Regions from separate parts of the Homo sapiens genome. Here region 1 is linked to region 2. The links are chromatin loops, found by intact Hi-C in ENCODE. Cell type or tissue: endothelial cell of umbilical vein. All regions are shown on one strand.

What was found. A loop is a pair of places that touch in the nucleus more often than their neighbours do. Peaks named below come from ENCODE experiments on the same cell type or tissue, not always from the same donor. Only the 100,000 strongest peaks of a DNase experiment are listed, where the experiment ranks them.
Region 1: a loop joins it to region 2, with 7 times the contacts of the local background. A loop is called at or near these places in 1 of 110 quality-filtered maps.

The regions. Positions count from the first base shown.
Region 1 is chr4:69,799,065-69,803,064 of GRCh38, forward strand. It overlaps the pseudogene SULT1D1P. Among named protein-coding and RNA genes, the nearest start is that of SULT1B1, 40 kb to the left of the region's middle. In endothelial cell of umbilical vein, no CTCF peak of the experiment used is centred here; a DNase peak (open chromatin) is centred at 1,757; H3K27ac peaks cover 2,523 bases.
Region 2 is chr4:69,716,335-69,720,334 of GRCh38, forward strand. No RefSeq gene overlaps it. Among named protein-coding and RNA genes, the nearest start is that of SULT1B1, 42 kb to the right of the region's middle. In endothelial cell of umbilical vein, no CTCF peak of the experiment used is centred here; DNase peaks (open chromatin) are centred at 2,297 and 2,477; H3K27ac peaks cover 2,855 bases.

The DNA of each region.
Region 1 (4,000 bases), 83 kb after region 2:
ATTATAGCACAATAATAATAAAAGATACATTGACGAGAGTAGAAATAAAAGTTTTGCATTATCCGTGTCATTCCTTTTCCCCCTCCAGGCAACACAAAATGGAGAGAGATACAGTGTACTTGGGTGAAAGAGAAGCAAGTAAGTATAGGACTTTGTCTTGGATGTCACAGTAAAATAAAGCACTAGGTAGAACCCTAGGGGCTCAGACTCCAGGCCAGTGCCTGCAGACTGAGCCTCCAGACCTGCCCCCACACCAGGTTGGAACCTGTATCCCCTGTGAGGTAGACTTAATCTTCAGTCTTTATCACCACCAGCCAACTACAGCTGCCTTGGGCTCTGGATAGCCCTTAGTGGTGGGAAGACCTCAGTGGGCATGGTGTTTTGGACATGCCTCAGTGCTGTGCTAGCCTTAGTGGCCGCAGAATTTTAGCCAAGCACCATGCCAGCCACAGTGGTCCCAGGCTTAGAGGTCGCCCATAGTGCTGCAACAATTGCAGCACCGTGGCCCCAGGCTTAGAGTTTACCCCTAGTGCTGAAACAACTGTAGCACATGCTTCTTTTAGCCAAGCATGGTGCTTGGCTAAAATAATAACTGCAACACTAGGACTCACTAATGCTGCAACAACTGGTACTTAGGGTCCATGCCAGATGGCCCATCCAAAATCTCTGAACAGGCTTAGCAATAAAGACAGTGTGAAAAGACTATAGTAAGCACCTACCTGTTCAAATGTGTAGACATTGTTGCATGATATTGTTGCATGACAGCAAGGATCAAGAACAATCAGGAAAACATGATATCACCAAACAGACAAAATAATCTGCCAGTGACTGACCCTAAAGAAATGGACATATATGAATTGTCTTACAAAGACTTCAAAATAGCTCTTTTAAGAAAGTTCAAGGAATTCCATAAAATACAGAGAATGTAAAGAAATAAGGAAAATAATGAGTAACCAGAACAAGAAATTTGACAGAGAGATTGAAATCATAATGAAGAAATTATTAAGCAAAAAAAAAAAAAAAAAAAAAGAAAGAAAAGGATGTGGAGGAAAATGAGTGCATTTGAATTTAAAATAAAGAGTTGAACTTTGATAATAAAAATAAGGATCACATTCTATGGACAAAAAAATTAGTCCAAGGAATGGCATGAGTAAATCTATGAAAGATATTATTGATATGTATCTGCCTGAAAGATAAAGTTTATACAGAATATTAAATGAGAATTAAAGGTAGAGTTATTACTGTGGATGTGAATATGTTTCCCTGAGGAAGAGAATACAGAGATAGAAGAACAAACTCTTGAGAAAAAAAAACCTTTAACTCATTTTATATAATAAAAATAAAGAAATGGTAGATAAGAAAGAATTTTAAAATATGTATAAAATTTACTTGTGCAGTGTCATGGATAGCAAGAGGAAAATGCTTAAATAAATTGCCAATAGTCACTAATCATGAATAAAATGATGAGATCAGGGACTGAAGTATCTGTCTGTCACTTATAACCCAAAAGTCCTTTAAGGAAAGAGACAATAATATATTCTGCTTCCTCTGTAGTCTTCCTAATGCATTAATAGAGTGCTGGGTACATAATTGGTTTATAATAAACACAAAACATATTTAAAATTTATATCTCTTTGCAAAAGAAGGCTTTTCATTACAGAGCTGCATGATTAAATGATGAACAGGACTCACACTTTCCAGTCATGAATTTTTCCAGGAACTCCTCCCAAGTTCCAGGATCTGGGTGCATTTTTGCCATCTGGCGGAAATAATAATAAGACACAGCCACATCTTTGGCATTCCATGCCATGTAGATCATCTGTGGAGAGATTTGAAAAAGCAGGACTTTGTTTCTATTGTCTAATAGTTTTTAAGCTTTTGCTCACTTTAACAGAATGCTTGTTTTCTATTTCCTGATTTTGGCATTTATATCTATATCCTGATGTAGGATACTCAACAATTGTATGTTGTTTTAACATGAAGAGTTCTCATCTCTCACATGCTTACTTTTTCTTTATCTCTCAAAAAGAAAAGAAAAGAACATCTCTCTATCTTGTTTTTGTTTTTTGTTGTTGTTGTTGATGTTTTAAGTGGGAGGTCTCTTTATAATGCAGAAGCTGACCTCAAACTCCTGGGCTTGAGCAATTATCCTACCTATGCCTACGCCTCACCATAGCAGGATTACAGGCATGTGTCACCACCCCAGCAAGAGCATCTCTTGAAACATGAAAAATCAAATCTAAGAATTATAATAAGTATTAAATTAATAAAAACTTAGTTAATATTATGCTTAAATTCAGAATATTTTTCTGCATCATTTATTAAAACTACTAATAAAAAGGATAAGCAATTTTTAAAAGATGAAAAAATGTCCAATATTTTATTGAAAATAAATTATTACTTGGATAAACTCAGAGTCACAAAAGATTAAAACTTCTTTATTCTACCCATGATTGTGGTTACATAACAATCATTGATACTTGTAATTACTGGTGTGAGATTATAATTTAATTTACATATGTGGCCTCAAGTCTTCTTGAAGGCAAAAATGATATTGTTATGTCTCATTGGTAATTAGGTTCGGTTCTCAGGCAAAAATCTATTAAACCTACTTCTCACTTGAAGCACACCTAATAATACTGAGGACTCAGCCACCCATGAAATAAATATATTCCTAAGGGAGTGTGCATTCAGGAAGAAGCCATCTTCCATCTAACATCTTCCATCTAACTTCCTTCGTCCCCAAGTGATGGGCAAAGAAAATAGGAAACTTTATATTCCCAAGTTACTGTTAATAGTTCTCATAGTCTGAGACAAGGATTTGGATTAAAAGGGAGTGGCTGAAAAAGGGTTTTTCAACAGCTTGAGTATATAACTCTAAGAGTTGAGACTGTTGCTGGCATAACTTCTTGAGAAAATAGTAAACCTACAAACATTTCCAGTTACTTCTTATTTCAATTCCGAGAGACTATGATAATAAGCCAACTGTTTACCTATCATCCTCACCTGTAACTTTCTTAGGAACTGTTTCTGCTAGCCTCAGTGTAAAAAGAAGACTATTCAAAGATATCCTCCAGTGCTTGCTCAGGCACCGTGGCTCATACCTGTAATCCCAGAACTTTGGGAGGCCAAGGCAGGAAGATAACTTGATGCCAGGAGGTGCAGACCAGTCTGGCCAACGTAGTATGACATTGTCTCTTCAAATAAAATAAATTAGCCAGGCATGGTGTGGGACACCTGTAGTCCCAGCTACTCCGGGGGGTGAGGCTGGATGATCATTTGAGCCCAGGAGTTGAGGCTGCAGTGAATATGATCATGCCACAGCATTCCAGCCTGAGTGATAGACAAAGCAAGACCCCATTTCTCAAAAGAAAAAAAAATTAAGATATCTTTCAGTTTTCCTAAAAGCAAGCCATGGGTTCCTGGGGCTTCTATAGATTTTTAATACTGGAATTAAGATAATAAATTACATGTCTACTCCCTTATCTCTCTTGTTTTTAATTGGACTTCGAAAGGAAAAAAGAAAGTCACACATAATCACAAGTATAAAAACTTTTTGTATAATAACGATGAAAATATCAGGTTTTCAAATGAAAAAGAACAGCTATTTTCCTCTTTCTATTAAAGGTGCTGGGGTAAAGATGTACTCTAAACATCTCCGTCAAATGTAGGGACTTAGTGATTGTCTACTTCCCATATTCATTTTCACCACTTTACATTTTACACATTGTACTTAACCATTTGTAGATCTCTAACATATCTCTTGCTGTTTCACATCTCTTAACTTATGCATACACAGTTTCCTCTCCGTGAAATGTCCTGTATATGTGAAAATGTCCCTACTCTTTCTTCAGGATGCTGACCAATTTTTTTTCTCTATGAGACTTCTTTGCCAAATAGAATCTTTTTTACATAATGTTTTAGAATATTTTCTAATACATTAAGAAATGGTAGATAAGAAAGAATGTATCTTATTGATAGGTAATTATTTTTCAAATAT
Region 2 (4,000 bases):
TAATTGATCAATAGATTAAATGCAATCCTAATACAGATCATAGCAGGTTTTTTTTTAAGGGAAATTGTCAAGATTCTTCTAAAATGTATATGGAAAAACAAAAGGCCAATACTTGACCAGGCATTCTTGAGGAAAAATGAAATTGAGTTCTACTATCAGTCATTCAGTTACATTGTTAAGCTATATTAATTAAAGCAATATGGTGTTCATGTAAACATTTATAAAAGACCAGTGGAATAAAATAGTCCAGATACAGACCCACATTTATAAGGACAACTGATGTAATACAAATGTGACTGCAGTAAAGTGAGGAATGAATGGCCTTTTTAGTAAATTGTGCTAAGTCAACTGGATATCTCTAGGTGGGGAAAACCACTGGAGTCCTACCATATAAATATTCATTCCAGATATATTTTAGATTTACATGTGAAAGACAAACAATAAATCCTGTAGAAAAAAAGAGCATCTTTATTACCTCGTTGCAAACAAATATTTCTTATGTGGGATACAAAATGCTTACTCTGCAGAAAAAATTATAAATTGAACAATATTAAGACTAATAATACCAAAAGACACTGTTAAGTGACTAAAAACTCAAGTCATAGAATAAGCAGATGAAATAGCAGATGTAATATCAAAAAAGCCAACAGTTTTGTGTTTCTTAAGAGTAAGAAAATTGACGACCACATGGCAAGACATATTAAAAAAGAGAGAGAGAATACTCATCAATATTGAGGATGAAATAGGGATATCACTAATATTTCTATAGACAATATGAAAATAAGAAAGATTTTGAAAAGAGCAAAGATACAAAAAATCTTAAGGTGTATATATATACACACCTACATAAAAATATGTACATATGTGTAAGCAAACATATGCACATGCACACTCATAGATATTCATATTCTTCAAATCAGTGAAAAAATAGGGCAACACATAAAAAATAGACAAAAGAGTTGAATGGGTACTTCACAAAAGAGGTATAATGAATAATCAATATGATGAATTAATGTGAAAACTTACTCAAAATTTATCAGCAGTGAAATATCAATTATAACCAGAACATAATAAACATTTACCAAGATGGCTAAAATGAAAATTACATAAAATAATAGGTGATGAGTATAAAATCTGGGACTGGAATGCTTTTGTACAGCTGGTGTAATTGTAAATCAATATAACCAGGTTGGAAAAGTATATGGTGGTATATCTTAAACGTATGCACATCACGTTATTTAGTAAATCAATACCTAGGCTACACTCAAGGAAAATGCACATAAAATATATATACCAAAAATGTAAATAACATGTTCACTGTAGTACTATTTGTAGTAAACCAAACTGAAAATTTTGAAATGCTTATCAAAAGCAAATAAACATTGGTATAGTCTCATAATGGAATGCTATATAATAATAAAAATAAAAACTACAACTACATGCAACAACATGGATAAATCAGTAAAATACAATGTTGAGTGAAAAAAGTCACAAAGTCCACAGAGTCCATCTATACCATTCCATTAATATAACTTTCAAAATAAAAGGCAAAAGTAATCCATGGTGTTAGAAATCAGACTTGTGGTTTCCATTGGGAGTAACATTGACTGGAAGAGTGAGGCTCCAGTATGCTGGTAATGTTCTAATTCTTAAACATTAACCAAATTAACCAGAGACATGAAATCTGGTTACACAGGTGTGTTTATTTGGAAGGTTTCTCTGTATATCTATGATTTTTGGAGTTTTCTATCTGTATGCTATACTTAAAAAAATGGTAAAACTTCAATGACCATGAAAAATTCAGATATTGAGATGAAATTTTGGTACCCCTAAAATGTGCCTTGACCACTAGGCTGCTTTGAATAGACTTTATATCTATTTATTTTTATTGTATGTTGCTATCCCTTTCTGGTTTGCTTCCCTTGCATTTTGGCTTTGTTGCAGAGGCCCAGTGTGGTTCAAGCTCAAGACCCCAAAATACGACAGTAAGAACAACTCAGGCAAAACAATGAGAGAGTATAGTTTTATCATGTACTAATCTATTCAGAAACTTAGCTTTCAAAAAATGGAAGAAATAATTACCCAGGGAATAAGAAAAAAATGTTCTCAATGAAACCCAATTTACACTCATTGTTTAAGCGAATGAATAGTTTACACACTAAGCAAACTGTACTAGGAAAGTTACCCATTTATTTTAAAACACACTGCATATTTGGCTAAAGGCCAGTTTTAAGTTATGTGATTCACTTAACTTCCTCTTTCCCTTCAAATTATATTTAGCCATTGGCTTTAAGTTTTAAGTTTTCATTATTTTATTTTTCTGCATTTCTAAATATGAATTTCATTCGTACAAAAGGAGCTACTTTGTAGCTGTTAAATCTGTCTATCTATCTATTACTTGCAAAATGAGTAGTTCATCTTCGTCACTTGGAAATTGCAATATATAATATGGCTATTGAGTCACCTCTGGTGTTTTATAGAATGTGTAAATTAGAGTCCCACTCCAGGCTTTCTTAATCAGAATCTCTAGAGAGAGCTACAAGAATCTTTCTTTTACAAAAACTTCTACTATGCACAACAATGTTGATACTCTTGCCAATAGTTCTAGAGGAAGGGAGGGAGGGGATATAGAGGATGCAAGTTGTGAGAAAATAGTTTGTTCCCTCTCCTTTTTTCCCATATTCGAAGTTACAGGAGAAGCTTTTTCATAAGATTTGTGACATCTTGTTCTCTTTCTCTCAATAGAAGAGAACAGGACAGGGTACATTTAGTGCCCTTCTTATGAATAGGCTGCATTATCTTATTAATCATTTGTTGGGACTCTATGCATTTTACCAGAGACATTCCTTTCTAATGAGTAAGTTTTAAAATCAACACTTGAAACTCAAATTAACCTAGATGAGTTTGAACTATGGTATTGCCATCATTATTTAAGACTATAAACAAGCACCAATTATGACATAGTTTATAGAGAAAAAGCACTCATAAATCTAATTTTCATAAGTTCGTAGGCAGTGTCCTTGCCATATGAGGTCTCTAAGAGAGAATAGAACTTGTAAATTTCACATTGTCAGTTTAGGCACCATTACTTAATTATTTCCATGACATGTTTGAGAGGTAATCTAATATCCGAAGGTGATTATTTACATATAATTCTATGAAGTATCATGTAATGTTGAATGACATTTTGAAGACAAACAGACTTATATTTGAATCCCAGTTCTGAGTCTCAGTTTCCTTGCTTTAAAATGGAATTTATGGATACTTCTACAGTATTGTCTCATATCTAATAACTTATCAATTAAAATGGTAAAATATAAAATATACTAATTATATATCATTCTACATATCATAATAATGTTGAATTAAGTTACACAATTGCATATATCCAATTCTATTATCATATTCTATAATTATTAAGAAAATTATTTCTTCTTGTAGACTAATGAGAAAAGGCTGTGATCAGCCTTAGGTAAGATGATAAAGTAAGAGATAGAGCCCATTTGTGTTTAGCCATTTCCCAATTGCTGACCAATAAATTTATGATTTTAATAGGGCCAAGAAAATTTGCATTTAAGATTTTCAAGCACATTTGAAAATCATTTTCTATGTGTCCACTGGCATTTTCTAAAAAATGCTGAGACACGGCATTTCCCAATTGCTACCAAAATGATTACAAAGCATTACTGAGAGAATATATATGTGAATTTACATGACACCCAAATGCTATGTTTGACAGTGTGGACTTTATGGCTGGGCATGGTGGCTCATGCCTATAATCCCAGTGCTTTGGGAGGCCGAGACTGGAGGATCACTTGAGGCCATGAGTTTGAGAGCAGCCTGGACGACATGGCAAGAACCTGCTCTATAAAAATACATAAATAAAAATTTAAAATTTAAAAAATAGGCTTCCCCATGTAATCAAATTCCCACTGAGAAATTTCAATCCACCTATGTCACAGTATCTAACTTATCTTTATTTTTGCAATAGCTGGATTAT